Regions from separate parts of the Homo sapiens genome. Here region 2 is linked to region 1. A link is a contact called in ENCODE Hi-C or POLR2A ChIA-PET data. All regions are on one chromosome and are shown on one strand. Each heading gives the region's core, a stretch centred on a gene start or an enhancer-like site at or near the end of the contact. The rest is flanking DNA. Distances are from core to core; before and after follow the strand shown. Region 1 has its middle 200 kb from the start of ANXA10. Region 2 has its middle 15 kb from the start of ANXA10.

Region 1 (5,002 bases), core at 1,004-3,503:
ATTCCTGGTTGGCACCACAGGGATCCATCGTGAGGGTGGCCTGAGGAGCAGGGGGTAAAACTCCACAGGTAGAAGCACTTCTCTTGGTGAACTCTGTAATGATTTGAAAGGGGCAAGAAGCCCCCCTGGCCAGAACTTGGGGGAGGGCGCGAATCGGATATGCAGACTTCACAGGTGGGGAAAAGCTAACACCCTTTTCTGTGGCAGCTGGGAGGCGGATAGTCTCAGACAACTTTTCAAGCCCCTCTGGCCCTCCACCTGGAAACAGACTCGGGGCTGTCAGTGGGGGCATGGTGGGAGTGAGACCGGCCCTTCAGTTTGCATGGGAGCTGGGTGAGGCCTGTGACTGCTGGCTTTCCCCTACTTACCTGACAACCTGCATGACTCAGCAGAGACAGCCATAATCCTCCTAGATACACAACTCCAGTGACCTGGGAATCTCACCCCCATCCTCCACAGCAGCCGCAGCAAGACCCGCCCAAGAAGAGTCTGAGCTCAGACACACCTAGCCCTGCTGTCACCTGATGGTCCTTCCATATCCCCCATGGTATATAACCTGGTATATAATCCTCCCTGGTATATAAGACAAAGGGCAAATAATCTTGGGAGTTCTAGGGTCCCGCCCACCATTGGTCCCTCTCCACACTATGCAGCTGATGCTTTCTGTAAAGCACCACCTCCTGGCAGGAGGTCAACCAGCACAAAAATAGAGCATTAAGCCACCAAAGCTAAGGACTCTCATGGAGTCCATTGCACCCTCTGCCACCTCCACTGGAACAGGCATTGGTATCCACAGCTGAGAGACCCATAGATGGTTCACATCACAGGACTCTGTGCAGACAACCCCCAGTACCAGCCTGGAGCTGCATAAATTTGCTGGGTGGCTAGACCCAGAGGAGAGACAACAATCACTGCAGTTCAGCTTATAGGAAGCCACATTAATAGGAAAAGGGGGAGAGTACTACATGACGGGAATACCCCATGGGACAAAAGAGTCTGAACAACAGACTTCAGCCCTAGACCTTCCCTCTGACAGAGCTTACCCAAATGAGAATGTAGCAGGACGAGCTGCAGACAAAACCTCTCAGGCACCGAGTTATGGAAGGAAGGGCTTTATTCACCTGGGAGCATCGGCAAGCTACTGCCTCAAAATCCGCGCTCCCCGAATGCTCAATTTCTGTCCCTCTTAAGGGCTCACAACACTAAAGATTTCACATGAAAGGGTCGTGATTGATTTGAGCAAGCAGGCGGTACGTGACAGGGGCTGCATGCACGGGTGGTCAGAGAGAAACAGAACAGGGCAGGGAGTTTCACAATGCTCTTCTATACAATGTCTGGAATCTATGAATAACATCGGTTTCTAAGTTATGAATTGATTTTTAACTACTGGATTTAGGCGAGGCAGGCCCAGGCCTGGTTTCAGGCCTGGTGCCAGGCTGCCTGTCTTTGGTTTTACTTCCTTGTTGTTTTTCTTAAAACAGGTACTGAGTATAAAACAATATAAAACAATATGAGAGGGTCTCTCTCCTCCCTCAAAAAAGAACCAGAAAAACAACCCTGGTAATATGACAAAACAAGCCTTTTCAGTACCCCCCAAAAATCACACTGGTTCACCAGCAATGGATCCAAACTAAGAAGAAATCCCTGATTTACCTGAAAAAGTATTCAAAGCTTAGTTATTAAGCTAATCAGGGAGGGGCTAGAGAAAGGCAAAGCCCAATGCAAGGAAATCCAAAAAATTATACAAGAAGTGAAGGGAGAAATATTCATGGAAATAGATAGTTTGAAGAAAAAAAACAATAAAAAATTCAGGACACTGTGGACACACTTTTAGAAATGCAAAATGCTCTGGAAAGTCTCAGCAATAGAATTGAACAAGTAGAAGAAATTCAGAGTTTGAAGACAAGGACTTCGAACTAACCCAATACAAGAAAGAAAAGAAAAAAGAATAAGAAAATATGAACAAAGGCTCCAAGCACTAAACAGTTTATCAAGACAGAAAGTCAAAAAAAAAAAACAATAGATTTAAACTACACCTTGGAACAAATGGACCTAACAGACCTCAGGTGATCCGCCAGCCTTGGCTTCCCAAAGTGCTAGGATTACAGGTGTGAGCCAAAGTGCCCGGCCCAGAATTTATTAAGCAAAAGGAAAGCTCTCAACAAAAAGAGCAGTCCTGCACTCAGGTTTCCACCTCACAAATTGAATTCCAGGCCACCACACAGGAGTTGATGAGGCCAGGCTCCTCCCCAGTATACAGCACAAATTCCTGGTGGCTCTACCCCATTCCTCCAGTGCATGTTCGCCTCCGGTTCATTGTGGGCATGCCCAGGCAAGACCCTGCACTGGTTCCTTTATCTGCACAAAAACATCTGGTGTGAATACTTGCGGAGCAGGTCAGAGGTTCTCCCGGGGGCCCTTCCCTATTTCCTAGGCATTTGCCTGTCTCCTGCCTCTATCAATGGTAAAAATACCTTTCTCACAGTTTAAGAGATAATGTATGAAAAGCAACCTACAAAGTCTAAAATACAAACTCATTAAAAAAAAAAAGCACACGAATCACCAGAACCTTTGTGCCTATGATCATGTTTACCAAAGAAAAGTAACCAAAGCTGTGAGTTATCATTCAGAAATTATCTATATCTGTCTGGCCATTTGATACCTCTAAGTCCTTAACCTTGTTATTTTAGTGGATGACATTGTTTTATCATTAACAAGAATACTTTTCCTTGCATCCAAATGAAATTTACTTGTTTCTATTTTATTATGTTTTTTAAATTACATAGTCTAAGGATAAATTAATATTTTTCAGAGAGTAAAACTCGATGGAGGTAATGCTGTTTTACATTTTCCATTTTATAAATTTTTAGAAAAATCAGTGACTGCTTTATTTCTCCTGATTGTAAAATCATACATATTGATTATTGAAAAGTTGGACAATATGAAAATTATAAAGAAGATAATGAAGATGTCTTTAAAATCACACAATAGAGATAAATATTGGTTATAATGCTGTTCAAGATTTTTGTGTTTGGAAAATATATCAGACTCTGAATTACTCATTGACTATATAATTTACCATTAACCATTTTCATTATCATTAAATGATTTTAAACACCAATTTGTAATTTCTACAAATCATTTCTATACATTTACATATCATAATTTCTTCATCCCTTGGGGCATTTTACTTTTGCCTATTTATTTAAGAAGTGAATTTGTATGTAAAGAATATATAAATAAGATATTCATGAAGACAAAAGCAGACACTAATAACTAGAAAACCAAAAATTTGGAATAGGTAAATATGAAAAACAGTTAGCTTAAAAAGTACAATAAAATAATCATTAGGAAAATTTCCCAGGTTTTAAATCCCAATAATGTTTTGTGCAATTCTTCAAAGAATTTTAAGCATTTTGGTTCACTCTACAGTCTAAAAGCATTAATTGCCTATAATGTATCTGATCAGATACTATCCAAAGCACTCATGTAGAAAAAGGTAGAGAAGTTCCTATCCTCATTGAGATCATTTTCTAGTGGAGAACATAGTCAACAAACAAGCGATTTAGTACCTAAGCTACACTTTATTTGATATAGTCTATAGAAAACAAAGCAGGTTACAGGGTGAAAAAGGGACATATAATTGTATTTCAGTTAGGGCAGTCAGAAAGACCTTCTTGGGTAGGGTGACTTTTGAACAGAAAAGAAAATTTCAGATGGAAAGTATTTGACAAATCCCTACTCAACTGATCTATTCACGGATTTTTTTTTACTCAAGTAATTGATAAGTACCAGACACTTCTCTAGGTGCCAGGGACAACATAATACTAAAAACAAAACTCCTGTCTTCATGAAGTTTACATACTTGTTGAGAAGACATGTGATCAATAAATGAAAGAAAGAAAGAGAGAGAGAAAGAAGAAAAAGTAAGAAAGAAAGAAGAGAGAGAGAGAAAGAGAGAAAGAAAAAAAGAAAGAAAGAAGGAAAGAAAGAAAAAGAAAAGAAAGGAAGGAAGGAAGAGACATGAGAAGTACCATTTTAGTGAGAATGGTCAGGGAACACTTCTCCGAAGAGGCAATATTTCTACAGGGTTATGATTAAAGAACTGAGGTCTAAGAATATCTACAGTCACTGAAGTGGACCAGGTTTCTTATGTTTAAAAGATAGAAATATGGCAAAATGGAATGACCAAAGGGAGAATAACAGGAAATAAGAAGAGAGAGGTATCCAAGAGCTAAATCATATATATCATCTTAAGACACGGTAATCATTAAATGATTTTGAGCAGAAGACTGACTTTACTTGTTTATTCCTCTCAAAAAAAAAAATTACTCAAAATGTTTGGAGAACACTCTATGGAGAAGCAAGGGTAGAACCATGTAGTAGTCAAGGTAAGAGATAATATTAATCTATTAGTATAGTGGTAGAATTGGCAACAATTAGTCGAATTAGTGACATATATTAAAGTAGAGCTCAGAGAATTCATGGATTAATTATATGTGTGTTGTGCATAAGAAATAGAGATTAAGAATATGTCCAAGGCTTTTGACCCAGTGAAATGGCTAAGCAAGATGGAATTCTTAGATGAAAAATATTGAAGGAGAAATACTTTCAAGTAAAGGGCAAATAAAAAGTTTCAGTTAAAAATACCAAGCATACTATTATTGAATGCCTCATATATTTTTAAGAGAAAATGCCTTCATTTAGAAAAAAATTCAGGACTTAACACTTCCATAGATAACAATAGTAATATTTGGACAAAATATAAAAGTAATCATTGGATCTTTCTCTTCTGGCCATGAGGAACAAGATATACCTTCCTGCTAAAAACCATTTTTTTAAATGACAAAATATAAGAAATGGTGGTTTTCAGGCATTGGACCTGAGTCAGTAAAGGATAGTGTTTTCTGAAAGAGAGGGAAAGAAATAAGGTGAGATCTATGATTGCCATAACTTATTATATGGATATTTGTAGATCACAGTGCAAAAAAAGAAAACCTGC
Region 2 (4,586 bases), core at 1,220-3,719, 180 kb after region 1:
CTAAAAAATTTCCTAACTCTACAGGTTTGGTCAAGATATGATAGATGCTATAAGAAGCTACAACTGCTTGGACTCCTTATTTGACTTCATTATTGCGGAGATAAGATGGGATGAGTGAAACTATGGAAGGACTCCTTGTCCAAGTACTGCAAATAAGGGTTAATGATGGAAAAATGATTAGGGTTAATAAAAAGAAAAGGAAATATGGATAAAAGGGGTAAAAAAAAGTCCTGAGAAAATTTAAACTGAATACTAGTGTTCAGAAGGTTGATTAAAAATAACATTAATAAGGAAAAGACAGATGTTATAAACACTAAAATTGTCATGAATTGCTATGTAAAGATTAGGTGGTCTGGCTGCTCCATCAATTTTTCAACCTATAAAGGAATTGTGACAGTTTTGCTCAATTTATTTTAGTCTCAATAAATTTTTAAGAATCTGATTATTGTACAAAAGAAATTCATAATCCCCTGAGTGTCAATGCCCATGAAAATTGTATGGGGAAAAAGAGAAGATTCTGACTCTGGATGACAGGAGGGCCAGAGCCCCCTGACTCAACACCCCAGCCAGGGATCCAAGGCTGTTTCCATGGGTGTGAGTAAAATGGCCCGAGGGTGGTGAAGGAAATTTAGTTGGCTTTCTGGACACCGGTGTCCAATATAACATCATACAAAGCCCGTTAAGGAAAAGTTAACAGGCAATAGAATTGAGTTAGGGAGATACGGTGAGCAACTCCAAGGAACAGCAGACAAAAGTATGGCTAAAATATAGGCATTTATTAACAAAAGTTATGTAAGGTTGTTGCCTCACTCTGCCAGAATGTGTGGTTAGAATGGATCTAATGTCTGAATGCAGGACTCTTATCTTACCCAGGTTATTAGGAAAAAGGTTGTCTTGCAAATCTGTTTTTAATCCTTTTTTACTGGAGCATAGTAGATGGGAAATTTCAAAATTATCTAAGCCCATTCAAGTGGCCAATTTAAAGCAATTAGAATAGACTAGGTTTGGATACCTGAGGCACATAAAGAAATTTTGTTTTCAATTAAAAATGTTTTAGATGTAGGTATATTAATAGCCACAATTTCCTTGTTTAACAGCCTGTGGAAGAAATGATGAAACCCAGAGATTCACTATAGAGTACAGAAATAATAAATAATAACCCTCATGCCATGAGTAGTGCACAGTATCGTATTAACTATTCAAGCGGAACAACAAACTAAGGGACACTATTATTCTGTGACCAAATTGACTAATGCTTTCTTTTCCATTTCTACTTATGAAGAAATTTAAAGCCAATTTGCATTCGTGTGAGATGGATGGAAAAATACACATTTACCATGCTCTCGCAAAGATATTTAAATTCTCCTGCTTATTGCTGTACCTGATGAGATGAAACAGATTTGAATCAATTGGAGAGTGCTGCTATTTGTGATAGTAATGATATATTGTTTATGTATCAATCTCAACGCTAAGCTAAAATTGCATTATAAACGCTTGTTAATCATATGATTCCAGAAGATGGCTGATTAACTATCATACAATACATATCTCAGAAAAATGGTGAAATTCCTTGATATCTCTTGAACAGAGGAGACTAGGGCATCCCTCATAAAACAAAAAATAAATGATTTTCTCTGTGAACTCCAAAATCAAAGCAAGCAATATAAAGTTTGATTAGGTTCTTTGGTTTCTAGAGAATTCACATACAACATCTGAGAAATGTTATCAACTGCTATTCACAAAATTACCAAGAAAAAAATAACCTGAATTTGAGCAACAGCACTTCTTTTATTTTTTTTACAGTTTCAAAGAAACTTAGCACAATCAGGTCTTTGTGACCTTACTAAGCACATGGTAACTTCATTACCTCCATGTTCCAATGATTTTGGAAATGTCCAGTCAAAGCAGCCATGCTGACTGAAGCACTTGGCAAAAGCCCTTGACTGACACCCAGTGGTCATTGCTGGTATTTGGGACTAGAAAGTAGCCTATTTCAACTTCAAGGTAAGCATCGCTTGAAAACTATCATTGGCTTGTTATTGTAATAGGGGCTTTAATTGAAATCGTTTTTATTACAATAGGATATAAATTTATTTTGAGATATGAGATACCTATGGTTGTGGGTTATGTCATACCATCATTCCTACATGGAAGCAAATGAAGGAAATAATTTCCTCATCAAATGAACATGTACATTAAGTCTCCCTGTGGAATTGTGTAAGGACATAACTTGTCCCTATGACAAGTTTCCAAGGGTGCCAAAGGGTGTCAAACAAGTAACTGAAGTTTAGATGGTTCCCAAGGGTGGAAGACCAACACAATAAAAATTCAGTCTAGAAAGCAACCCCATTGTTGAAGTGTTAGTGACCTTACTTTAGGTGAAGAGGTAAAAAGATAAATCTGCTTAATAGGCAGAAATGAGTCATGTTTCTTCTGGCACCAGAGGAACTGGATAATAACAAAAATGACTCTTGCCAATTCTTTGGTAAAAACCAATAGAGTTGGCATATAGCCTGAGATAATGGGAAAATAAAGGAACCCCGTAATCTGAAATTTGATATGGAATTGGAGGTGGGCATCAAAGTGCATCACTCACAAAGTAAACCCCAAATACCTCCCAAAATAACACAGGTAACTCCTATTACTGATTACTCACCTTGGCTTAGCTACATAACTACAGGACATAAAAGATTCCACCAGAATGCTTTTAAGAAGTTTTCCCAAAACAAGGCTCACTGCACAAACGGAAGCCCGAACTGGAGATGAAGCACGTTCTGTGCATATAAGAAGGACTTTGATAAGCAGGTCCCTAATATTTGCCTCAACCCTTTCTCCTACTCAACTGTGTTCTTCACCTTTACTGAAAGCCTTATACAAGGATGCTCTTTGAAGTCTTGTGAGTCCTTTCAATTATCGAAGTCTGATTTTCAATCTATGGAATCTCCATCTGTATTATGAAATAATAACAATGCCTACTTTGTAGGGTTGTTTCAAGGAATGAATTAAACCATTTAAAGTGCTTAGAACAGAACTGGCACATTCATTGCTTTAAAATCTTATTTTATGTCAATGGAAAAATAGCTTCATCACAGTAATTTATGTATAATCTTTCATGGTAAATGACAATACACACTGTATAGATAAATTATAATACATTTAAATTACTTATGAAATCCTGTATTTCCATAAAAACCTATTTTTTATTTCAATGGATAAGACTATTATATGTATACATTGAAAACAAAATATTCTCATATTATAATACAAACTTTATTTAGTGATTCCAACAAAAGAACAATCAGGTTTAAATCTCTACTTATTGCCACATTTGTTCCGTAAGAATTGAGTTTTCCCTACTACAGGTTAATCATGTTGATGATAAATAAGATGTACAATATGTAGTTTATTTCAAAACAAAAGTATTTATAAGTCAAAAGGTAAATATGATTCAGAAACACTTGTTACTATTTTAATATACTTTGCTTTTAATTGTAATATTACCTATTAAAATATTCAGATGAGACCAATTTAGCAGCATCTTATTTTTTCTTTAGTGATAATGATCCTCTGACTACTAATCTCTGTGTGGATATATGAAAATTATTATTCCAAGGATGTGAAATTTGTTTCAAATTAATGCACATGACTAATATGCTAGAATTTAATTTTCAAAGTGATGAAAATGTTTATAGTAAGTTACTTTTTCTTTGACTTTTAATTAAATTTCTTCTACAAGGATTAGGACATATAATTTTAAAAATAATTAAAATTTAATTATTTTTATTCATGACTTCTATTGCTACAAATTGGAAAGGGTCAGTGCAAATTTCCAACTAGAATGAATCTTAAATGGACTTTAGAACATCAGAATATGTCCAAAGTACAGAAATGAAGATAATTTTTTAAATCATATTTTGTTCATTTACCTAAAACATGGATATCTAGAGTACATTGTATGTAGATATTCAATCCTGAAAAATTGCTTTACATTTCAACTTCAATTCTCTTTGACAAGCCATAAAAAGTGGTGACATTTTGAGAGGGATACATGGTATCTACACTAAAAATTTATTGTTCTAAATGATGTGCAATATAATTCAAGAAAGACAGTTTTTGCTATTTTGCTTTACAAAGATTCATGAAGTATACAGAGAAGGAGGTTACAGATATTGCTAGCTAGAATGATCAATGATAACATTTTTAAAGTTATAGAAAAAGAAATTCAAAGAAAAGAGAATCTGGTGACAAATAACATTGGTTCTTAAGCTAATAGATGTTCTGTATACACATCAGAGGTTAAGAGACCTGCCACAGAGGATGGTCACCAGGGAAAGTATAATGGCCCCAACAACATAGATGATAGCCTTGCCCTCAGCTCCAGATTCTTAAAAATAAAATTCATTCATTCAAAAAATACTTGTTGGATGCTGTTTTAGATGTTTTATACACTATTTTATGTATTGTCATTATGGTAGTGAAGAAGACCAAGACATTTTCTATCTCCATAGAGTTTGTTCTAATGTTAGAGAGGCATTTTTAAATAACATATTTTTAAAAATATAACATATATATATATAATTTTCATT

What was found. Hi-C counts contacts between places; a loop is a spot of excess contacts on that map. ChIA-PET counts read pairs that join two places held with the same protein, here RNA polymerase II (POLR2A). Pooled maps may share reads with other maps.
Region 2: a map of endothelial cell of umbilical vein shows a loop between it and region 1 (7-fold over the local background). The contact joins two enhancer-like sites. A Hi-C loop is called at or near these places in 3 of 168 maps with a recorded cell type or tissue (Caco-2, Calu3 and endothelial cell of umbilical vein) and 1 of 50 pooled maps. POLR2A ChIA-PET finds 5 or more read pairs at or near these places in 1 of 52 experiments (MCF 10A).

What each region holds. Positions count from the first base shown.
Region 1 is chr4:167,895,003-167,900,004 of GRCh38, forward strand. No RefSeq gene overlaps it. Among named protein-coding and RNA genes, the nearest start is that of ANXA10, 200 kb to the right of the region's middle. RefSeq lists enhancers at 1,822-3,021, 1,984-2,741. Within about 2 kb of position 2,254, at least 5 of the 41 ENCODE cell types and tissues checked have a DNase peak (open chromatin) inside an H3K27ac peak, as active enhancers do.
Region 2 is chr4:168,075,267-168,079,852 of GRCh38, forward strand. No RefSeq gene overlaps it. Among named protein-coding and RNA genes, the nearest start is that of ANXA10, 15 kb to the right of the region's middle. Within about 2 kb of position 2,470, at least 2 of the 41 ENCODE cell types and tissues checked have a DNase peak (open chromatin) inside an H3K27ac peak, as active enhancers do.